3 separate regions of the Mus musculus genome follow, and all the other regions are linked to region 3. The links are chromatin loops, found by intact Hi-C in ENCODE. Cell type or tissue: heart. All regions are shown on one strand. Region 1 overlaps Rnf157 (ring finger protein 157). Region 2 overlaps Rnf157 (ring finger protein 157). Region 3 overlaps Qrich2 (glutamine rich 2).

Region 1 (8,000 bases), 57 kb before region 3:
AATAAATAAATCTAAGAAAGAAAGAAAGAAAGAAAGAAAGAGAGAGAGAGGGAGGGAGGGAGGGAGGGAGGGAGGGAGGGAGGGATGTGAGGCGCCTAGGCACCATAGCAAGACCACATGCACAAGTTGAGGACCAGAATTTGATCCTGGAACTCACAGCGGGAGGAGAGGAGGAATTCCTGAAAACCATCCTCCACCTTCGTACGTGTGTGTGGCATGCTGGCAAAACATTTTATTCTTTTTCTTTTATGTTTTTTTGAGACAGGGATTTTTTTTTTTTTCTTTTTTGAGACAGGGTTTCTCTGTGTAGTCCTGGCTGTCCTGGAACTCACTTTGTAGACCAGGCTGGCCTCAAACTCAGAAATTTGCCTGCCTCTGCCTCCCAAGTGCTGGGATTAAAGGTGTGTGCCACCACGCCTGGCACCAAAATTGTTTTTCTTAAGACAGAAAGAAAGGAAAAAACCTTGTGTCTAAGTCAGGGTTTCTATTCCTACATAGACATCATGACCAAGAAGCAAGTTGGAGAGGAAAGGGTTTATTCAGCTTACACTTCCACATTGCTGTTGATCACCAAAGGAAGTTGGGACTGGAACTCAAGCAGGTCAGGAAGCAGGAGCTGATGCAGAGGCCATGGAGGGATGCTACTTACTGGCTTGCTTCCCCTGGCTTGCTCAGCCTGCTCTCTTATAGAACCAAGACTACCAGCACAGAGATGGCATCACCCACAAGGGGCCCTCCCCCTTGATCACTAATTGAGAAAATGCCTGAGCTCATGGAGGCATTCCCTAACTGAAGCTCCTGTCTCTGTGATAACTCCAGCTGTGTCAAGCTGACACAAAACCAGCCAGTACACCTTGTCTCTAGCTGAGTGTCACGGCACTTCTAAAAATCAGCACTTGAAAAGTAGAGGCAGGGCTGGAGACATGGATGGGTCATCAGTTAAGAGCAATGGCTACTCTTCCAAAGGACCTGGGTTCAATTCCCAGCACCCACACTACAGCTCCTAACAGTCTGCAACTCCAGCTCCAGGGGATCTGGCACTGTAATGAAGACACACATGCAGGCAAAACACTAAAGCACATAAAATAAAAATAAACAAAGCACTAATTTTTTTAAAATCACTTAAAAAAGAAAGAAAGGAAGGAACAAAGAAAGAATGGAAGGAAGGAAGAAAGATAGAGGTGAAGATCAGAAGGAGTTCAAAGCCTCTGCTACACAGCAAGGTTGAAGCCAGCCTGGGCCACCTGAGACGTCTGTCAAAATAATGTGCCTGCTCAGTGGTAGGATGCTTGGCAGGGCATCCCCCTGCACACATGCTAATAAGAGCATACAATTGCAGACACTGCATTTGGCACAGCTTTTGGGCACATCTCTAGAAGACTGGGAAGCCAAGCACACACGTGCTCCTCGGTTCTTATTGGCCTTGCTGCAGAGTGTACGAGGGGCAAGGCATGAAACAAACCACTTCAGAGAACACAGCATGAGGGGAACTGTCAGGACTGGCTAAAATGCAGCAGTTTCCCCAGGAACTCGAGGAATGTTACATGGACTCCTGGCCGCAAGCAGAGAGGACAGCGAGAGGACAGTGTGGCAGAGACAGCTCCCACTGACTAAGTAACTTAGAGCTTCACTGGTTTTCTTCTGCAAACTAACTCTAACCAAGGGGGCAGAGAGGCCAGCAGCTGCTCTGCCTGCACTTTCCAGGACCGGGATGGACTCTACTGTGTATTTCTTTGCTGTGGTTCCCAGAGGCCTTTGGAAGCCCAGGGCATCGCCTACTACAGCACTGAAGAAGCTGGGAGTGGGGTGCGCATTTATAACCCCAGCTCTATGCAGATAATGCAAAAGCATCTTGAATTTGGGGCCAGTCTGCACTACGTAGGAAAACACTGCCAAAACCAACCAACCAAACAAACAAACAAAAAAAAAAAACCAACCAATACCTTGAACCCAACGTACATGCTAAGGGTGCAGAGCTCAACGGTAGGTGACTTGCTTCCCATGCATGAGGCTGTATGTTTGACATGTAGCACTCTAAAGACAAGCCAATAAACGATAACGTAAAGACACAACGGATGGTCCATCTGCCCACAATGAGCAGCAGCTGAAGAGATAACTGGAGGAGAGGCTGGCAAATATAGCTGTCACTGTCCCAGGCTGCTTCTCATCCAGCAATCTGAAGGCATCTTCCAAGCACTGCACTCCTCTCAAGTCAGCACCATCCCTGCTTTATAAGTGTGCAATCTGAGACCTTCCATGGTCTCACAGAGGTTAACGGCAAGATAAAAAATAAGACTTTAAACCCTGATTCCCACTCTCTTCCGCCACCTTTCTGGACATCCACACACTCATTCATGCAAATCCAACCCTGAGAGCTGACTAACAGTCTGCCTTGAGGCAGTGTGCAGGGCGGGGGGGGGGGGGGGGGGCGGGGGCCGATCCCTAGCCTGGAAGGCTTCTCTGCAGCCCACTGGGAAAAGATGGCAGGAAATACCTGTTAAATCCTACAGACCCGGGGAGCCAGGAAGTCTGTGGCATTTATATCTCAATGTGACAATTAATTTCAATGCGGTTCTCATTCTGTCATCCTCCCCCTCCCCCCTCTGGAAAGAGGAGTGGCTCTTGCCCCCTGCTGCTGGATGGCTTTAAAAGGCTGTCTTCTCTGCTCTGTAACTTGATGCTCACGAGCAGACACCCAGCGCTGTCACTTGAGAGTCGAGTCAGTTCTACAGAACTAAAGCCCCGTGTCTACTCTCAGTTTCAGGATGTCCCCCAATCAAACCTAAAGAGCACCCTGGCAAAGCCAGAGGTCAGCTCAGCAGATGGAATTACACACCACATGCTTACTCTCTGAGGGAATGCTCCAGGAGGGCACAGCAATCCTTGAGCCCTTTTAGATCTCAACCAAACCTACAAAGTGCTCCTGGTGATCCACACAAGGGTTCCTGGGCAGAATGTGGGACAGACTGGGTGTGCCTGACCATGACCCAACAGCAGAGTGCTGAGGCTCTGAAGCACGGTGAGGTCAGAAGCTGACTGGCTCCCTGGCAGGCTTGGTAATATTCAACTCTGTGGCTCTGTGCGCCTGCTGAATGAGCGCCGTTCTCATTAGGCTGAAGACAAGATGAGATAACACACATACACTGCCTAAGACAACTGAGCTAGGAAGGGCTCAATACATGTGAGTAGAGAGAGGGAGATGCACGCTACATTCATCCTGTACACTGCTTTCTATTTTAGAGACAGTGTCTCGTGTTATAGACCGGACTGGCCTCACAATGATTCTCCTGCCTCAATATCCCAAGTGCTAGGGTTGTTTGCTCATTTGCTTTTCAAGAGAGGGTTTCTTTGTGTAGCCTTGGCTGTCCTGGAACTCGGTAAACCAGACTAGAATTTAAGTCACAGACATCCTCCTGCCTCTGCCTCCTGAGTGCCAGGATTAAAAGTGCCACCATCACTGGGCCAGAGTGCTAGAGTTATATAGAAATGAGACATCACTGCTGGACTATTTTGGCTTTTTTTTTTTTTTTTTTTTTTTTTTTTTTTTTTTTGGTTTTTCGAGACAGGGTTTGTTTCTCTGTGTAGCCCTGGCTGTCCTGGAACTCACTCTGTAGATCAGGCTGGTCTCAAACTCAGAAATCCGCCTGCCTCTGCCTCCCAAGTGCTGTGATTAAAGACGTGCGCCACCACCGCCCGGCCTATTTTGGCTTTTGAAAGTGTCTCCACATAACCCAAACTGGCCTCAGACTTGACCCCCTCCCACCTCAGCTTCTGAAGTACCACATTATAGGCATGAACCCCATAGCTGACTTAATATGATTTAGAAAAAAAATCTCTAGGGGCTGGAGAGATGGCTCAGAGGTTAAGAGCACTGGCTCTTCCAAAGGTCCTGAGTTCAATTCCCAGCAACCTCATGGTGGCTCACAACCATCTGTAGTGGGATCTGATGCCCTCTTCTGGTGTGTATGAGGACAGCTACAGTGTACTCATACATTAAATAAATCTCTGTTCAGCATTAAACACACACGATGGGTACTACAGAAACCAACATACCAACAAGAACACCAATGTGAATACTCCTCCGGGGTGGGGGTGGGGAGCCTCAGAGTTAAGGTCAAGGCTGCTACCTAGGAATTCAGGAGGAGCTCAGTCACGCAGGGTCCTGCACGGAGATGTAACCGAGGTGACTCACCTGGGGGAAAGTGTGCCATCATAAGTACACCTATATACAAGACGCTTTTGCTTGTCTTCAAGTCATCGTTACAGGCAGAAGAGGCCATCTAAATACACGCACGCACAGACTGGCCTAGAACTTGCTATTTGGCCCACACTCCCCATGAATTCACAGAACTCATCTCAGCACTGTGCTGAGAGACATGCCTCTGCACCTTTACTTAGAAAATTAGTATACAAAGTACTATGGTAGGAGAGGGGTCACCTGGGACAGGATGAGAGCCAGCATTGGCAACCTTCCTGAACACAATTTCTCTGAGTCACTCAGCAGCCCCAAATCTCTAAAGCCGTCCCTAGCCTAAGGAGGGTGTGGGAAGCCGCCCCCACATTCGCCGTCACAAGATGGCGCTGACATCCTGTGTTCTAAGTTGGTAAACAAATAATCTGCGCATGAGCCAAGGGTATTTACGACTACTTGTACTCTGTTTTTCCCGTGAACGTCAGCTCGGCCATGGGCTGCAGCCAATCAGGGAGTGATGCGCCCTAGGCAATTGTTGTTCTCTTTAAAGAGGAAAGGGGTTTCGTTTTCTCTCTCTCTTGCTTTTTCGCTCTCTTGCTTGCTTTTCTCTTTCTCTTGCTTTTCTCTCTCTTGCTTCTTGCTCTCTTTTCCTGAAGATGTAAGAATAAAGCTTTGCCGCAGAAGATTCTGGTCTGTGGTGTTCTTCCTGGCCGGTCGTGAGAACGCGTCTAATAACAATTGGTGCCGAATTCCGGGACGAGAAAATCCGGGACGAGAAAAAACTCCGGACTGGCGCAGGAGGGATACTTCATTCCAGAACCAGAACTGCGAATCACGTTTATAAAGGTTCCCGTAACACAGACTGTTGAGAAGGATTCAACTGCCGAATTCAGAACTCATCAGCTGGGGAACGACGGTGATAAAGGTTCCCGTAAAGCAGACTGTTAAGAAGGATTCAACTGTATGAATTCAGAACTTTTCAGCTGGGGAACGAGGTAAGTCTGATCTTGAACTTTCTAAGGAAATTCAAGACAGTCTATCAGAAGTAAAGTGGAAAATGGCTTTACAAGTTATGTTTGGCCTTAAATTTTTTCTAGTGTTAGAAGCCCTTCTGTTCCTTTTCACATGTTATATAGTGCTTAAGATAGGGCTGAAAATTCTAGAGGAAATTCAGGACAGTCTATCAGAAGTAAAGCGGGGAGAGAGAGTAGGAGCAAGGAGAAACGGTAAGTATACAGGCCTTTCCAAGGGTCTTGAACCCGAGGAAAAGTTAAGGTCAGGTAGGAATACCTGGAGAGAGATTAGAAGAAAAAGAGGAAAAAGGGAGAAGAAAAAAGATCAATTAGCGGAGGTCTCTAGGAGAAGGAGCCTGTGCTCTGAAGAAACAGACTGGGAGAAAAAAGCGGCTCATTATGAAAGAAAAGGATACCAGCCGCCAAGTAAAGTGCTAACTAGTCATTTAAGGAAAAAGCCAAAAGCGGCTGGCGAAGGCCAGTTTGCTAATTGGCCTCAGGGCAATCGGCTACCAGGTGCACTCCCGCCCTATGCGGAGTCCCCGCCCTGCGTAGTGCGTCAGCCCGTAGTGCGTCAGCAATGCGCAGAGAGGCAGTGCGCAGACTCATTCATTCCCCGAGAGGAACAAAGGAAAATAGAACAGGCATTTCCAGTCTTTGAAGGAGCCGAGGGTGGGCGTGTCCACGCTCCGGTAGAATACGTACAGATTAAGGAAATTGCCGAGTCGGTTCGTAAATACGGAACCAATGCTAATTTTACCTTGGCGCAGTTAGACAGGCTCGCTGGCATGGCACTAACGCCTGCTGATTGGCAAATGATTGCAAAAGCCGCTCTCCCTAATATGGGCAAATATTTGGAATGGAGATCTCTGTGGCGAGAGGCTGCACAGGCGCAGGACCGAGCAAACGCTGCTGCTTTAACTCCAGAGCAGAGAGATTGGACTTTTGACTTGTTAACGGGTCAGAGAGCTTATTCTGCTGAACCTGATAAGAGGTATCAATGGAAGGTCTTACCACAGGGAATGTCCAATAGTCCTACAATGTGCCAACTTTATGTACAAGAAGCTCTTTTGCCAGTGAGGAAACAATTCCCCTCTTTAATTTTGCTCCTTTACATGGATGACATCCTCCTGTGCCATAAAGACCTTACCATGCTACAAAAGGCATATCCTTTTCTACTTAAAACTTTAAGTCAGTGGGGTCTACAGATAGCCACAGAAAAGGTCCAAATTTCTGATACAGGACAATTCTTGGGCTCTGTGGTGTCCCCAGATAAGATTGTGCCCCAAAAGGTAGAGATAAGAAGAGATCACCTCCATACCTTAAATGATTTTCAAAAGCTGTTGGGAGATATTAATTGGCTCAGACCTTTTTTAAAGATTCCTTCCGCTGAGTTAAGGCCTTTGTTTAGTATTTTAGAAGGAGATCCTCATATCTCCTCCCCTAGGACTCTTACTCTAGCTGCTAACCAGGCCTTACAAAAGGTAGAAAAGGCCTTACAGAATGCACAATTACAACGTATTGAGGATTCGCAGCCTTTCAGTTTGTGTGTCTTTAAGACAGCACAATTGCCAACTGCAGTTTTGTGGCAGAATGGGCCATTGTTGTGGATCCATCCAAACGTATCCCCAGCTAAAATAATAGATTGGTATCCTGATGCAATTGCACAGCTTGCCCTTAAAGGCCTAAAAGCAGCAATCACCCACTTTGGGCAAAGTCCATATCTTTTAATTGTACCTTATACCGCTGCACAGGTTCAAACCTTGGCAGCCGCATCTAATGATTGGGCAGTTTTAGTTACCTCCTTTTCAGGAAAAATAGATAACCATTATCCAAAACATCCAATCTTACAGTTTGCCCAAAATCAATCTGTTGTGTTTCCACAAATAACAGTAAGAAACCCACTTAAAAATGGGATTGTGGTATATACTGATGGATCAAAAACTGGCATAGGTGCCTATGTGGCTAATGGTAAAGTGGTATCCAAACAATATAATGAAAATTCACCTCAAGTGGTAGAATGTTTAGTGGTCTTAGAAGTTTTAAAAACCTTTTTAGAACCCCTTAATATTGTGTCAGATTCCTGTTATGTGGTAAATGCAGTAAATCTTTTAGAAGTGGCTGGAGTGATTAAGCCTTCCAGTAGAGTTGCCAATATTTTTCAGCAGATACAATTAGTTTTGTTATCTAGAAGATCTCCTGTTTATATTACTCATGTTAGAGCCCATTCAGGCCTACCTGGCCCCATGGCTCTGGGAAATGATTTGGCAGATAAGGCCACTAAAGTGGTGGCTGCTGCCCTATCATCCCCGGTAGAGGCTGCAAGAAATTTTCATAATAATTTTCATGTGACGGCTGAAACATTACGCAGTCGTTTCTCCTTGACAAGAAAAGAAGCCCGTGACATTGTTACTCAATGTCAAAGCTGCTGTGAGTTCTTGCCAGTTCCTCATGTGGGAATTAACCCACGCGGTATTCGACCTCTACAGGTCTGGCAAATGGATGTTACACATGTTTCTTCCTTTGGAAAACTTCAATATCTCCATGTGTCTATTGACACATGTTCTGGCATCATGTTTGCTTCTCCGTTAACCGGAGAAAAAGCCTCACATGTGATTCAACATTGTCTTGAGGCATGGAGTGCTTGGGGGAAACCCAGACTCCTTAAGACTGATAATGGACCAGCTTACACGTCTCAAAAATTTCAGCAGTTCTGCCGTCAGATGGACGTAACCCACCTGACTGGACTTCCGTACAACCCTCAAGGACAGGGTATTGTTGAGCGTGCGCATCGC
Region 2 (8,000 bases), 78 kb before region 3:
AGGCAGAAGAACGAGGAGCGGAAGCTTATCTTAAGGCAAATGCTAAGTTCCAGGCTAGGTTGCTCTGTAAGACTTCAGTTCAACAAGAAAAAGGGGACAAGGCATGGTGGTGCACACCGTTAGTCCCAACACGACAGGCAGAGGCAAGAGGATCTCGGTGAGTTCGAGGCCAGCCTGTTCTACATCCTGAACCCAGGACAGCCAGGGCTACAAAGGACTTACAAAGAAAGACCCAGTCAGAAAGAGAAAGGGGGAGGAATGCTTTTCTTTAGCTGCCCATGCTGCAGTAAGTACCAGCCACCAAGCTGCGACAACTTCAACTCAGTGACCCGAGGAGAGGAGGGAGGAGGACTGGAGGCAAAAGGAGAAGGGGGTTCAGTGGGAAGGAGAGTGGGGTGAATGTGATCCTAATATACTGCAGACACTTAGGAACCTGTGGTGAGTACTTACCCCCTGCCCCGGGATAAAACACTTTGTAGGCATTACATACAAACATTTTACTACAATTATAGGTGTTTTGTTTGAAACAGTGACTTACTTATTCTATTGCCTTTGTAGCCCGGACTGGCCTTGTACACCCCATTCTCTCGCCTCAGCCTCCTGCCTAGCTTAGAGTACAGCATGAACCACAATGCCTGGCCTGCAACCTCTTACTTATTTTATTTTTGGTTTCTTGAGACAGGGTTTCTCTGTATAGCCCTGGCTGTCCTAGTACTCACTCTGTAGACCACGCTGGCCTTGAGCTCAAATCCGTCTGCCTCTGCCTCCCAAGTGCTGGGATTAAAGGCGTGCGCCACCACTCCCAGCTCTTGTCTTAATTTTTGTTTTCAATGTTTTTTATTACATTTGACTTATTTTATGTTAGGCACATGTGCCATAGCACGCATGTGGAGGTCAGAAGACAACCTGAAAGGGTCAATTCTTTCCTCCCACCATGTAGGTCCCGGGAATCTGCACCCATCAGGCTTGGAGCAGGCACCTTTCCCTGTTGAGTAATCTCTCTGGCTTCTACTTTCTGTTGTTCTTTGAGACAGAGTCTTACATAGCTCAAGACAAGCCTTCAACTCCTGCTCCTCCTGACTTTCATCCTCCTGAGTGCTGGGGTAATAACATGAGCCATCACAGGCAGCCACAAAAGCGGCAGGTATGTGTGCATGCGTGTTTGTGTGTGTGTGTGTGTGTGTGTGTGTGTGTGTTTATGTGTATACATATATACATGCTTTTTAATGACAAAGCATGATATGCTTAAGCAGAAAACTTTAAAAAAAAAAGAGGCGCAAGCTCGGTGACCATTTTATCACACACTATCAAAATGAATGGAAACAGTCCGCCCTCCCTCGCTGGGCTCTCACTGTGTGAAGGACTACACGCTCTCTCTCTCTCTCTCTCTCATTTTAAAGACATGGCAAACAGCTCCAAAGTCCACTATGTTGACACCATGTAGAGATGACTGCATGCTTTATTAAGCAGTTGGCTTTCCTTTTTGCTGATGTGTGTTGTAGACGCACGCCCTTGTCCCTGCGTTCTGCACGCTTGCTTGTTTCTTTGAGAAAAATTCCTAGGAGTGGAATTACTGGATCAAAGAGTAAGTGTACTCTTAAGACGTTAATGCTCGGCGAGCAGCCGGCCAGGGGGCTTTAACTGGGGGAAATGGGAATTCCAGGCCAGCTCTCATCTGACGCCCATTTCTTCGCCCCCTACTTCCTAGGCTGCAGTACTAAAGGAATTTAAAACCAATTTAAAATAAGCTTAAGCAAAAAGTAATTAGGCAGAAAAATCTGACACATACTCTAAATCTGCTCTAAAGCCAAAGTAAATGACTTTGGGATTAGCGTTCTCTCGTTCTCTCGAGCAGCACAGCGACCACTTGGTTTGTGTGGGTGGTGCCATTCTCCTCTGGAGACACCCAGAGCCTTGACCCTTAAGAAACCCTTAAGGACCCTTATTTATTTATTTATTTATTTTGATTTTTTGAGACAGGGGTCTCTCTATGTAGCCCAGGCTGGTCTTAAACTCACACAGATCCCCCGCCCTCTGCCTCCCAGGATTGAGCTACCACCACCTAGTTTGTAATGTTTAAAAAAAAAAAAAAAGAGTTTGTGTTTTTTGAGATAATGTTTCTCTGTGTAGCTTTGGCTGTCTGTGAAGTTCCTCTGTAAACCAGGCTGACCTCAAACTTAACAGATCTGCCTACCCCTGTGCTGGGAGTAAAGGCGTGTGCCCCCACCACCTGGCTTTAGGTAGTAAAATCTCAATGGATTTAGGGAAGGGTGCCTAAATACAGGATAAGGAAATGAGGCTCAGGTACCCTCAATCTAACCTTTTTTAAAAATTTTTATTTATTTATGTATATGAGTATACTGTAGCTGTATAGATAGTTGTGGGCCTTCATGTAGTTGTTGAGAATTGAATTTAGGACCTCTGCTCGCTCCAGCCAACCCTGCTCGCTTGGTCCCTGCTCACTCCAGCCCAAAGATTTATTTATACATAAGTATACTGTATCTGTCTTCAGACAACCCAGAAGAGGGTGTCAATCTCATTACAGATGGTTGTAAGCCACCATATGGTTGCTGAGATTTGAACTCAGGGATCAAATGTGAACAAACCCATAACAAAAAGGGAATACACATAAGCACTTCTGAGGCCCTACTATGTGCCATGCATCCTTTGTATGCATTCTCCTCCCAGTTGTGTGTGTATGTGTTTGCATATATGTATATGCATGCAGTAGAGGCCAAGGGACACTTTTTTGTTTGTCTTTTGGTTTTTGGTTTTTTTTTTGAGACAGGGTTTCTCTGTATAGCCCTGGCTGTCCTGGAACTCACTCTGTAGACCAGGCTGGCCTCGAACTCAGAAATCTGCCTGCCTCTGCCTCCCAAGTGCTGGGATTAAAGGCACATGCCACCACTGCCCAGCACACCTTCAGTTCTTAACCCAGGAGCCACCCACACTTGCTTGAGACAGGGTCTCGACTTGACTAGTGAGGCTGGACAGTGAGTTCTGGGCATCTGCCTGTTCTCACCTCCCACCACTGGGATTCCAAGTATGTGCCTCTGCACCCAGCTTTTTCTGTGGATTCCTGGGACCAAACTCAGGCCCTCAGCACCTCACCACCCGGGCTGTGCCCCCATCCCTGCTTTACTTTAATTTTTAAATTACGGTAAAATACATACATGACATTTACATGTGAACTACATCCCGGCACGCAGCTCAGTGGCATAAATTATGACACATATGTTGTCCAGCCTTAGCCGCCATCCAGCCCTAGGCCATGCACTCGTACTTCCTATTCTAAGATGAGGCAAGTCTCCTCTCCCAGCAGCCTGTGAGCTCCTGGAGGAGAGACCAGCCCAGAAGAGAAACTCAAAATCCGATGGCTGACTGAGCAAATGCAGAATGTCAATGTTAACAACCTCCTCTGGCAGATGAAGCTCAAGGGGCTAAGGGAACAACTCAGAGAGGACACTTGCTTAGCATGTACAAGGTTTAGATTCAGTTCCTGATAGCATAAAAAAGGAGAAAGTAGGTGATACTCAGAAGGTCCCAAGGCCAAGGAACAGAAAGTAGAAGCATGGTTGGAATGGACAAGGAAGTGTGAAAGGTGAAGTCCTTTCAAATAGAATCAAGCTCCACGCAGGTTCTGGAAGCTGGCTGGGACACCATAGAGCTCACCCTTCTGCTTAGACAGCAGCAGATACCAAAGCACACGGCCCGTGCTTCCACACTTTAACAGGAATACCGGAGGTCTCTGCTGAGAACGGCTTTCTTAGAACACAGCATGGCAAATGTCTTTGTCTATGAGATCCAACGGAAAGTGCAGAAGCCAGCAACTCGGATGCTGGGCTTGTCAATACTGGAGGACATTGCCGCTTGCCCAAAACGCACAAAGAGATGTTACTGGTGGGAGAGCGAAGACATTTACCCATTTGCTCAGCACCCGCACTACGTCTGAGCACTGAACCTGGCAGTGAAACGAGCAAGGAGCCAAGCAAACTGAATCTGAGAAATGACTGAGATCCACCAGCGGCCTGCCAATCAAGGCACCTGTGTCAGCAGAGCAAGACTCAGGCTTCAAGCCTGGCGTTACTTCCTTGTACATCAGGAAAGTGCCACCTGGTGCCCAGTGAGGGAACTGCTGGTTTAGGCACCCGTCTGAACCGGTGAGCAATGCCTGTGCTTACATACAAATGTACATGACTGTAAATGCTTATTTTAAACCACTTGTTAACTTTACTTAAAGCTGAAGGAAAGAAATTTCATTTCTGTCATAGAAAATACGTTCACAGCACACGTTAGGTAAGAACAAAACAGGCTGGGTACAGTGGCACATGCTTCTAATCTCAGGATTTCATCGGTGGAGGCACGAGGATAAGAGTTCAAGGTCAGCCTCAGCTATACAAGAAGTCTGAGGCCAAGCTGGGATCAAAAAGCAAAACCAAACCATACCAGTGTTTGACTCCATTCGTAAAGTGCTGGTTGTCCCGTAAAGTCCCAGTTTTCCATAAAGAAAGATGATAATTCATTCATAAAAATAAACAATTCGGGCTGGCGAGGTGGCTCAGTGGGTAAGAGCACCCGACTGCTCTTCCAAAGGTCCAGAGTTCAAATCCCAGCAACCACATGGTGGCTCACAACCATCTGTAACAAGAACTGACTCCCTCTTCTGGTGTGTCTGAAGACAGCTACAGTGTACTTACATATAATAAATAAATCTTTAAAAAAAAAAAAACAGTTCACTTCAATAAATAGCTTTCTTTTAAGTTTTATTTGTGTGTATGTGGAGGTGTCCTTGGGAGCCAGAAGGGTCTGTGACCCCGAGAGCTGGAGTTGCAGATACTGTGAGCCACCTAACTGAGTGCTAGGAATCAAACTCAGGTCCTGTGCAAGAGCAGCAAGTGCTGCCAGAGGCTGGGTTTCTTCTCCAGCCCCAGAAGGAAACAGCAGCTCCTGACTTCCTGCACACACACACACACACACACACACGCACGCACGCACGCGTGCGCGCAGCGTGAACAGCGTGAGCTGGGGCTGAGCCTGCAGACCCTCACAGAAACTTAAGTGCAGGTTTGGCTTTGTTCGCTTCCCTCTGACTCACTTCATTGACCGGAATGCTCTGGCCTTTCTCCACTTAGTAGAAACCATTCATATTTTGTGACCACCATGGGAACAGGCCAACATCATGAAAAGGAGGGGCCGTAGAGGGGCAGTGTTCAGCGGTGAAGGACACGTGTTCCTCTTGAAGAGGACCTGGGTTCAATTTCCAGCACCCACATGGTGTTTGAGAATCAACTGTAACTCCAGTCCCAGGGAATCTGGCATGCTCTTCTGGCATCTGCCGCGCACAAAGCACTCATAAAATAATAAAAGTAAAGAATAAAATAAAAAATAATGAAACATGCATGGCTGAACAAGTTTGTATTCCAATTGAAGCATAGAGAATTTCAGTTCAATCGCTACTGTCTAAAAAAAGAGGAAGGAAGGAAGGAAGGAAGGAAGGCAGGCAGGCAGGAAGGAGGCAGGGCAGGCAGGCAGGCAGGCAGAGAATGATCACTTTGAACTACTCTAGAGATAAAGCGCAGCAGCAGTGTCAGGATACAGCAGTGAGAGCTGTTGTGGGTTGCCCTGGGCCTGTTTGTACTCTGATAATTCTGCTTCCTCAAGAGGGGCCGCCCTGACAGGAGTGGATCACATACTCACGTGATTTCATGTGAATCTTCTCCCCCCTCCCCCAATCGAACTGGTCAATAAAGACTAGAGCCTGTGTCTGGATAGTGGAAGGGAAAGGTGGGACTGGAGGTCAGAGAGAATGAGGGACAGAGAGAGAAGGATGGAGGAAGAGGAGGTGGGAGGAAGATGGAGCAGAACCACGTGGCTTGGAGAAGCTGAAGGTAGCAAGGGGTCTCCTAGCTGGGGTAGAGAGTAGAGTGGTGGTAGAGCTGCCCAATCTAGGCGTATGGCTTATACATATAATCACTGGGCTGTGGGTTTTTTACACGGAGTTAGTGGGGTTAGAAGTATTTTTGCAAAGACACAATCACTCAGTCTACACTTAGCTCTTTTCCTTTCTTTCCTTTCCTTTTCATTTGTTTGAGGCAGTCTCCCCTGCCTCAACTTCACCTTTATTGTTTGTGTGTAGTTTTCTTGGGTTGTTTTTTTTGGGGGGGGGCGCGGGCGGGGAGGTGGTAGATCTCACTATGTAGCCTTGGCTGTCCTGGAACTCACTATGTAGCCTTGGCATCAGCCTCAAACTCACAAAGCTTTGCCTGTGGCTGACTCGGGAGTACTGGGATTAGAGAATTGTGTCATCACATCCCCTTCCTTCCTTCCTCCCTCCTTCCCTGCCCCCCTTCCTTTCAACAGTGTTTCTCTGTGTAGCCTGGCTGTCCTAGAAAGTGCTCTGCAGGCCACGCTGACTTTGAACTCACAGCCATCCTCCTGCCTCATGGGCCCTATGATTAAAGGTGATGCCACTGTTGCCCAGCTCATCATTTTTTAAAACTTTCTTTTGTTCATGTTTCTAGAACCATCAACTACTCCGTTAACATCTTATATAAACAGAAGTTATGAAAGCCAGGAAGCTGTACAAATCTTTAAATTTCATTTTCCCCACTAATATCCTTACTCAAATTTCATATTACCCCCTAGCCTCACATAATCAAAAAATGTGAACATACAGAAACGTTTAAGGAATTCTGTAGTGGTGATCAGAGCATCACCTGAAATCCACGCTTACAGCACACGAGTCGGGCATGGGGGCGCACGCCTTTAATCCCAGCACCAGGGAGGCAGAGGTGCGTGGATTTCTGAGTTTGAGGTCAGCCTGGTCTACAAAGTGAGTTCTAGGACAACCAGGGCTACACAGAGAAACCCTGTCTCAAAAAACAAAACAAAACAAAACAAACAAACAAAAAACCTGTATGCTACAGCCCAGCTCGGTGGTATTCCCTGTAATCCCAGCGCTTGAGAGATGGAGGCAGGAGGATCAGGAGTTCAAGGCTACACAGTAATCTTAGGGCCAACCTGGGCTACTTGAGAGGAGGAAAAAAAAAAACAGCAGTATGTTTGCTACTGTGTTCTGCCCTTTACAGTGTACTATTTTCAATAAATTAAATAATTTTTAGAACTCATGTTCCACTTTTATTTGACGCCTGATTCTCTTCTGCTCTCTCACTATTTCTAATCTCTCAGCTGCAAACACAGGGAAGCTTTGCAGGGACTGCCTTAGGCTAGCGAAGCTTTGGAATGCCGCCCTCCCCCAGGAGCTTCTCAGGGGAGACCAGCTTAGTCTCCACTTGAAAACTTGGGTGAGAATACGGACTGCTCTGAGCAGCCATATCCTTGAAATAGACTACGTGCCTGCTGCAGAGTGGAATAACTGCTCTGTGTCAGCTGCAGGAAACCCCTTTCCCCTCATTTCCCGCCATACTAAGGGGCTGATCAGCAATTTAAGAAGATGTGGTCACCAAAGCAACAAGATGCAAAAACTTCTTCGCCCAAAACTATGAAGGTGACCCCCAACCAAGTGTCGCAGAATGACTTTGAGCACAAAAATGCTGTGTTTAGATTTGGCTACCAAAGCAATTCACCAAGAAAGCAATCCCTATTAGTGTACTAATTACATTGCAAGGTCTCCTCGCACTAAGGACAGGACCAATGTCATGGCCATATGACATCATCCCTAATGTTGACTTTTTCCAAAATATGTAATTAAGCAATTATCCAATTAGGCAATTCTCTGTAAGCATAATAGGTAACCAGCATGTGAAAGCAGCCGATCTCAGAGCGGGCAAACACAGACTCCTGTGCGTTGTGCTTAATGATATCCAGTGCAAGCAACTTCTTTCTTCTTGGGTTTGCCTTCTGACTCAGCACTGCTCTGACTCTGCTCAGGTGATAAACTCACTCACTGGATTCAGGCCCTATGGGAAGACGCCTCCCTTCTCAGCAGACTGAAGCACCACCTTGGCCTCCCATGGCTGTAAAAGACTGCCCTGCAGAAG
Region 3 (8,000 bases):
CCACTTACTGTTCAGCCTCTCAGTGCCCCTGTTCCCTTAGTTGTTCCTGGGGCTAATGTTGATCTATACACATCAGTGTAGGTGTAGTGTAGGCTGTTGCATAGACAAAAACTACCTAGGCAGCCTCGATGTACCTTGATGGTACGGCACCACGGGTACCACACACATTACCTTGTGCCATGGGATCTTCCAGACGCAGGGTTGGAATGGAAATACGTTACAGAGCTCGGAGGTCTAACATACAAAGCTTGGGGGGGTGGGGGAGGGGACAGTGTACAAATGCATTGTGATCCTTGGGTCTCCTGCAAGCATTTGCAAAATACCGTGTGGGGTTGTTATCAAGCTGCCTGCCTCTGGGGAGAGAGCTGTTCCTGCACGTAGACATACCCATGATGAGGAGAGAGATCGGTTTAGTCACCTGGCAGCGTGGGTCCTAGCCTCACATTCTAGTCTAGCAAGGACCATAGGCCTTGTGTGGTGGAACCCAGAGGGCCCTAGCCCCTTGGCCTTTTATCTGATCTAGCTTCTCAAGGAAGACCTGGGACTCTAGGGGCTTCCCAGAGCTAGAGGCAGAGAGGGATACCTATAGGCAAGGGACGGGTGTGTATTTGCGCGCATGTCAGTGGGGGGCGTTGCACATATTCAGGGCTTGTAGCCTGGCTCTTAAAACGTTTGTGTCTGAGCAGGGAAGACCTTGGGCCTGCGGCCAGAGCTGGGTGCATCTCTGTCCCCGTGTCTTCTTGTGTGGAGTAGGACAGTAACAGTGTTCACCTCACAGACCTGGCACACACCAAACATTCGGGAACTGGGTTTTCTCCATCCTCCCTCCCATCACATCCATGAGCTTCCTGGCCCTTGCTGTCTCTAGCCTGGGCAGGAGGAAAGCTGGAGGGCTGTCAGCAAGGACAGGAAGGCTTGGGGACAGTGTCCAGGCTGCCGAGAGAAGAAACCTACCTGCTTTGCTGTCCGCTATCATCTGTGCACTCTGAGGCCGAGAGGGTGGCGAGATCATGTTGCCCAGGCTTGGCTGCCTGTGTGCGTGGGGCCGGGCATGCTGGGCCTGCTGCAGCTGCTGCAGTTGTTGGAGCTGCTGCAGCTGCTGCAGTTGTTGGAGCTGCTGGAGCTTAGCCTTGTTGTGTTTTGTCACTCCTGGGGCTGAAAGGGCATAAGGAGGGGGAGCACCAGTGAGAACTGTGGGGAGGACCTTTGGGGAACAGGAGCCGGCTGAGGTGGGGGTCCTCCACATGCTGAGTCTGTGGCTGTGCCCCCTTAGAGACTACATGTCTACCTGCCCATCAGTCTGCCCTCCCGCCCGCTCAGATTTACTGAGGACCTTGCGTAGGGTCTGAGTGAGTTCCGTCCTGGACTCGCGTTTCAGGAAAGAGAACATAAGGAAGGCACAAGGCATGATGGGAACTTCTGGTATGAACTGGAAGTTGGCCTTTGGGAGCCTGGTTTGGTACTGGGATCACATAAGCATCCTTTGCTGAGTTTTGGAAAGTCTGTCAGGGCTTGGCTGTATTGTTACAGGGCGCTGAGGCGGAGGAGGTGGGAAAACTCAGCTGTGGAGGTGTGAAGGCCAGCAAGAAAGGACAAGGCCACTGCCAGGGGACAGGCCAAGGTCTGGGTGCTGCTCTCCACTAGAAAGCAGCCACTTGGCTTCAGGAGGAGAAAAAGTCTTTAGGGCCCAGTGATCCAAGACATGCCCATACCAGGAAATAGACAACTGTCCTTTGTCACCCAAGCGAGAACCTAGAAGGAACTCAAGGCTGCCTGGACCACTCACCATCTTTCCCTAGGATGCCTGGCAACCGTGTATCCATCCGTCCCTTGTAGATGTGTCCGTCGAGGCCCAGGATGTCAACCTCATCATGCTAGAGAGGGGTATGCGTGTCCATTAGCATTGTAACAGCCTGAGTATCCCCCAGGAAGGCCTGGAGTGCAGACACTGTCAGCCAGCAGTGCTCAGAACCGCCCTGCCTTCCCCTGCCCCCCTCCCCCCAGCCCTATGCCTCACCCCCTGAAATGAGGCCTGAGGGCACATGCCTGTAATCCTGGCTCTCTGGAGACTGGCAGCAGGCTTCCCACTGACTTCAAGGCCAGTCTGGGAGATATATAGCTAGTACCAGTCCAGCCAGGACTGTAAATAGCAAGACTCACTCTCAAAAATGAAAGGCCCCTGCATGGAGTCTGGTCTGAGGGCAAGATGGAAGGAGGTACTGTGGAACTCTGCGGCCCCGTGGTGGAAGGTGGTAGGGTAGTGCCTGGGAATCAGGTGGAAGGATGGCGTTCTACCCAGTGGCAAGCCAGACCTGTATATCCTAGCTACTTTGGGAGTCCGAGGCTCGAGGATCGTGAGTTCAAGGCCTGCCTCAGCAACTTTGGAGAGGTAACTTGGCAGTAACCTAGCAACCCCTGGGACAGCAAGGGAGGGAGGGAAGAAAGAGGACCAGTTGATGGGACTTTAGGTGGTTTTCCAGAAGGGGCATGGCGGGACTATCCTTCCCATGGCTCCTGACAGACCTTCATGGCGATCTGGATCTCCTCCAGTGGAGACAGGTGCTGCGGGCGGTTTCGCCGGTAGGGGTAGGTGAGGGTGTGGCTGCCCCCACAGCGACGGGATACAGTCGAGTAGCTGTAATCTGCTGTGTCTGCTCCCCTGGGATGTAGACAGACACGGGGTGGGGGTGGGGGGTGGGGGGAGTCATCACTTTGAGCCACCCAGGAGTGTTACCTGGGACAGGCTGGTAAGTAAGCCTGAAGCTACACACAACGTGTCACACCGTGTGTGTGTGTGTGTGTGTGTGTGTGTGTGTGTGTGCGCACCAGTGTGTGTGTGTGTGTGTGCACACTCACAGTACACCCTCACCCTTGTTCCCATCCCCAACCCCAGCCCCCAACCCCCACCCCACAATGGACGGGGGGCGGGGGGGAGCAGAAGCCAAGCTTGGCCTTCATGGGGGCCTGTGTGTCCCTGGACTCTGTCTGTCCTACCGTTTGTAGCATGGGTGGCTGAGGCACTGGGTGTGCAGCAGCTCTCGGATCATCTGGCTGCTGGCCTTCACAGAGCCTCCGAAGTGGACCTGCACCTTCTCCATGTCCATCAGCATCCGGGAGTGCATGCTGTGCAGACGCCCCACGCTTCTCTCCATCTGTGACATGTCAACCCGAGGGAAGCTGCTGCCCAGCTTCAGGCTGTGAGACCCAGGCGTGAGGAAAGAGGTCAGCCCAGGACCAGGCAGGACCTTGTGGGCTTTACCCTTGCTTTGGCTCCAGGCCCCTGCTGTGCAGGAGCAGGTGTGAACTGCACTGGCCCTCGGGAACTGACTGAGGGCTGAGGGTCACTGGGCAGCTCAACACCTCTAAAAGTCTGGTAAGGGACCACCAGACTTGCTGGGGAAAGTTTTTTCCCTAACACAAAAGCCCCCTTCCCCAACAAAATAAACGCTTAAAATGTCAAAAACCCACAAAATAAACAACAAAAACAAATACAAAACAAAAAAGGAAGTTCAGGTCCTCCATGGTGCTTCCGGTCAGAGTCCCTCTAGGCTACTCCCAGTGTGTATTCTCAAGTCATCTCTGCCCCCTCCCACCCCTGCCCTCCCTCCCCCTCCCCTGCCCAGGATCCCACTGTCCCATACTTTCTGCTTTGCTGTCGGATCTGCTCTAGTTCAAACACAGTGTAAGGCCGGACGGAACGGTGCCCTGGCATGCTCGAAATTATGGGGGTCACAGAGATGACTCTGGGCAGGGACAGAGAGAAGGGGGAGGGGCGTGAGAGAGAGAGAAATCCCACGTCTAGGCCACCCACCTCCATGCTCTACGGGACGGCCCTCACTACTCAGTATGGGCCCCATAGGAAGGCTGAGGGGACCAGGGACAGAGATGAACCCAGGACAAGAGGCGAGACGAGTGGGTATGGGGAGATGCATCCCTGCTTCGAAGCCTTCTCCCTGCCACCAGATGCTGTGGTTGAGGTGTGCCCACTCACTGTCCAGTCACAGTTGTCTCCAAGGGACGGTCACAGGACAAGCAGTGGAAATGAGCCAAGAGCTGCCTGTCAGGAATGGGACACAGCCAGTGAGATCCAGAGAGCTTGTCCCCCCCCTCCCCCCGCCCCAGCAGGACGGGTGGCAAATCCTGCCCTACTTCCTGGGAATTCAACTGGTGCTAACCATCCCTTGCAGGCACGCATTCTGAACCAGCTAGCCAGCCTAGTAGCTTGTATGTGCCTCTGGTGCCCCCTGGTGGACATGAGTGGGATTTCCCTAAGCCAGTTTCCAAAGGGACACCTTGGAGGTGTGTCTCTGCCCCCAGAAATCCAGTGTACTGCAATCTAACCCCAAGAGCCTTGCACCTCCTTTCTGCCTTTCCCCACCACTATTGGAAGGATCTGGCCAAGTTACTCAACTCTAAAATGCAGTCCCTCCACCTGATTGACAGTTCTGGGCAGAATCAGTCATGCACTGCTCACCTGGGGCCCGCCCAGCATTCCCCATTGCCTTCCGGGCCTCACCTCCGCATGGCAGCCGCCTCGTCGGCCTGGTAGAGTGGAGGGCGCTCTTTGAGCTGCTGCCGCAGTGATTTCCAGCGGTCCTCCAGCATCTGCTTCAACGGATCCAGCTCCAGGCGGTCCAGCTGGAGGGTGGACACCAGGTGAGCTCGAGGCGGCAGGGAGATGGGGTTGTGGGGTGGAGGTGGGAGGGATCGATCTATGCTTGCAGAGAGCGGTGGTGCCCCGATGGCAGGGCCAGGAATGGCGAGCGAGCAGCCCAACCTGTCCTGTGTCTTTTCCCACCCCCACCTTGCTGTCCATCTCTGCCAGGAGCTTATCCAGAAGTTTCTGCCAGTCTTGCTCCTGTCCGCTCATCTTGGCCACCAGTTCCTGCATCATGTGGTTCAGCTGCTCTGTAGTGGCATCAAACTGGATCCGGCTCACTTTGGATGCCAGAGCGCTCTTGTCGGCTTTCTGTGTGAGAGACCAGCATGGGGTGGGGATGTTCCTCGGGCAGTCTGTCCTGTGTCTCCGTGTCTCCCGGCTCCCCACACATCCCTCGCCCTCCCCACCCCAACTCCTCCACCCCCATTCCCCTCACAATGGCTGGGGAGGAGCCAGAGGCTCACCTCATCAATCTCCATCTCCAGGTGCTCTCTGTTGGCCTTTTCCTTATCCAGCCTTTCTATCCCCTGATACAGCACCTGGAGGCCCGCGGGACAGAGAAAGGGAAGAGTCAGCAATGCCGAGAGAGTGAGCCGAGTGAGCGGCATGGGTGGGTGGGGCGGGCGAGCCTCTGCCACTGCTCACTTCAATGTCTTTCTGCTTCTGCCGATGGTCCTCAATGAGGTTGCTCGTGGTAATGTTGAGCTTCTCACAGTCACCCTGGACTTGTAGGATGGCGCTCTGCACGTGGCCCAGCAGCTCCTCATCCTGCAGCAGCGACAGGGGAGTTTTTGGAGGCTGCTGGGGCAACCCATGAAGCAGTCCCATGGGTAGGCTGCCTTTAGAACTTAGAATGTGACACCCCCCCCTCCCCCCCATGCTCAGGAAGATAAGTTCTAGAACAAATCTGGGCTACCACACAAGGCCGTCAGACCCTACATCATGGAAAGAAAGAACTGACTCCTGCAAGCTGTCCTCTGGCTTCTGCAAGTATGCCATGCAATGTGCACGTGCACGGATGCACACATGCATACACGCAAAGAAACGCGTACACGTTAAAATCAAAACCATCATCACCCAGCACATGCGCTCCCTTCAAATCCATTCTGGCTTTCTTCAGAGGCATCCAAGACAGTTGTGTCCTCCTCTGGATGTTGTCACCAATCCCCCTACATGCTGGTAGACTGGCATCAGTGGCCTTTGGGGGCATCCAAGAGGTGACTGAAGCTCACATGTCCTATGGCTGTCCCATGATCCCCGAGAGGTGAGGTGTGGGCAACAGTGTGAACCAAATCTCAATTCTTGCATCCAAGAGCAAGATCTGGTGGTGACCCTCAGCCCGGCAGCAAGCCTTCCCTCCAGGGGACATCTGCAAAGTGTTGGAAACACTGGCCACCGAGGGGCAGTGTGTCCTGCAACTGTGCCTGCATCCTGTGATAGGCACTGTGTGTCCCACCCACACTAAGTCCACCCTTCCCATACACTCCTAACTCCACATCCAGCCACCCTGTGACGGAGCTGGGCAGAGAGAAACACTCACCTGGCCCTGCAGCTTGGCCTTCTTGGAGGGTCTGGAGGCAGCGAGGCCACTGACCATGTCCTGTAGCTGCTCGTAGCGCTGGACCAGCAGACTGACTTGGTGGCTCACATCCAGACTGCAGGCCGGACAGGTGGCCTCGGGGTCGATCTGGCCGGGCACTAGGCAGGCGGTGGACTTGTGTGGGGTTATGCTCATGGAGAGCAGCGTGGAGGAGCTGCCCAGCATGCTCTCAATGATGGTTCTGAGCTTGTCCAGCTGCATGCGGGACAGACAAGAAAGGCGGGGCAGGGAGGTGGGGTAAGGGTATTATGTCTCACCAATGGTGTGGCATATTCTGCCTGTCCCCTGCTGTGAGACAGGCAGTCGCCACCTCCTCAGAGCGTCACAGAAGGCGCTGCACACAGTACACAGTTGATCTCTACCCAGCACATGGTTTTTCAAGTACCTTTGCCGCCAGCAGGCAGCATTAATGACAAAACCCGCTGTGGGAGGGGAACTCCATTGGGTTAATGCACACAGCTTCTGTAGCTAAGTCCTGTGTTCTCCCGGGGCCCTGATGACGCAAAGTCCTTGCAGCACAAGGTGTGAGCAGTGGACTTGCACATCTGTCTCACCCAGGATGTAAGGTCTAACAACAAAGGAATGTGAGAGGTGCAGATGAAGGTACAGGGATATCTCTGGGTCTGGAGGGGCAAGTGGCTTCCAGGGCAAGCCACTCAGCCTGGCCCTCCTGTTTCCCTCTTCTCCCTATGGTCTTACTTGGTTACCACCAATGACTGTTGGTCCTGGGTGGTCAGTTGGATTCAAGAACCACCAGCCTAAGGATGCCTCCCAGTTTCCAAAAGGGTCATGATCATGTCACACCATCTGCTTCCTAGTGGTCAGTGCTACCAGACAGTCTCTCTAGAGCTTTGGGAAGGCGTTTGAGACAGTGTGAGAGACACACAAGTTGCTGGAGGACCGAAATAGAAGAGAGGTGTGCAGCCAGGAGGGGTGAGGGAGAAAGGCACACATGAATGAAGTTAGGCCCAAGGAGTCAGTCAAAGGAATGGCCTCCCTCCGACTGCCCTAAACTGGAAGTTTGCTCTCCAGTTGCAGCCCTACACTCAACACATTTCCCTTGTGTTCTGAGCTCACAGGGTCAGCAGCTTGCTAAGGATGGGTCCTGAGCTAAGGCCCATGCAGCAGATGGCTGCCAGGGTTGAAAAAGGCATACCGATCTCTGAGTTAAAACAATCCCGAGAAAAGCTAGGTATCTCAGTAGAACCTTAAAGGATAAAAAGCAGGTCTCCAGGAAAAACCAGGAGCCAGAGGACATTTCAGAAAGAGCAGCCTAAGAAGGTATAAACATGCTGGGAGAAAGGCAGAAGGCCAGGGAGCCAGGAGCCAGAATGAGCAGGTGGTGTAGAAGGTGGAACCTGCTGGAAAGGATGCAAAGGTACCCGGAGCTGGGCATGGAGTGTTTGTGTGGGAGCCTGGGTTCCATCCCAGCACTGCAGAAGGAACAAACAAACAAACAAACAAACAAAGCAAAAGAGATGGGGGTGGGTGGGGTGGGGCATAGGGTTTCTTTAAAAGTTCATTGTGGTCCTGGACGGTCCCCCAAAGCTGCCGAGCTCAGGTGTGTACTTTGGGCTGATAATCGAGCCGATAGGTGACCTTTGACTCTCTGGACCTCCTCCTGCCTGTAGAGAGATTTTTAATCCAGCAACATGGCTGCTCTGATAGGGGATCATATCCAAAGATATGATCCAGACAGAATGCAAACATGCCCTGGCTGGAATACAAGCCATGCCCAAT

The links. Peaks named below come from ENCODE experiments on the same cell type or tissue, not always from the same donor. Only the 100,000 strongest peaks of a DNase experiment are listed, where the experiment ranks them.
Region 1: a loop joins it to region 3, with 4 times the contacts of the local background. A loop is called at or near these places in 20 of 42 quality-filtered maps.
Region 2: it touches region 3 in a loop (8-fold over the local background); 8 of 42 quality-filtered maps call a loop at or near these places.

The regions. Positions count from the first base shown.
Region 1 is chr11:116,384,864-116,392,863 of GRCm38, forward strand. All of the region lies in intron 2 of Rnf157 (ring finger protein 157), which reads right to left. Among named protein-coding and RNA genes, the nearest start is that of Rnf157, 24 kb to the right of the region's middle. In heart, a CTCF peak has its summit at 4,543 (motif pointing right); a DNase peak (open chromatin) is centred at 4,548; H3K4me3 peaks cover 2,456 bases; H3K27ac peaks cover 2,847 bases.
Region 2 is chr11:116,364,202-116,372,201 of GRCm38, forward strand. All of the region lies in intron 2 of Rnf157 (ring finger protein 157), which reads right to left. Among named protein-coding and RNA genes, the nearest start is that of Foxj1, 33 kb to the left of the region's middle. In heart, no CTCF peak of the experiment used is centred here; a DNase peak (open chromatin) is centred at 4,100; H3K27ac peaks cover 2,081 bases.
Region 3 is chr11:116,441,959-116,449,958 of GRCm38, forward strand. Qrich2 (glutamine rich 2) reads right to left here. Exons shown (of 14, transcript NM_001033267.2): 3 at 6,201-6,455; 4 at 5,306-5,428; 5 at 5,125-5,199; 6 at 4,805-4,969; 7 at 4,517-4,638; 8 at 3,992-4,057; 9 at 3,642-3,743; 10 at 2,995-3,195; 11 at 2,524-2,659; 12 at 1,787-1,874; 13 at 955-1,155. Among named protein-coding and RNA genes, the nearest start is that of Qrich2, 8.4 kb to the right of the region's middle. In heart, a CTCF peak has its summit at 4,258 (motif pointing left); DNase peaks (open chromatin) are centred at 4,233 and 4,734; H3K27ac peaks cover 2,298 bases; H3K27me3 peaks cover 2,614 bases.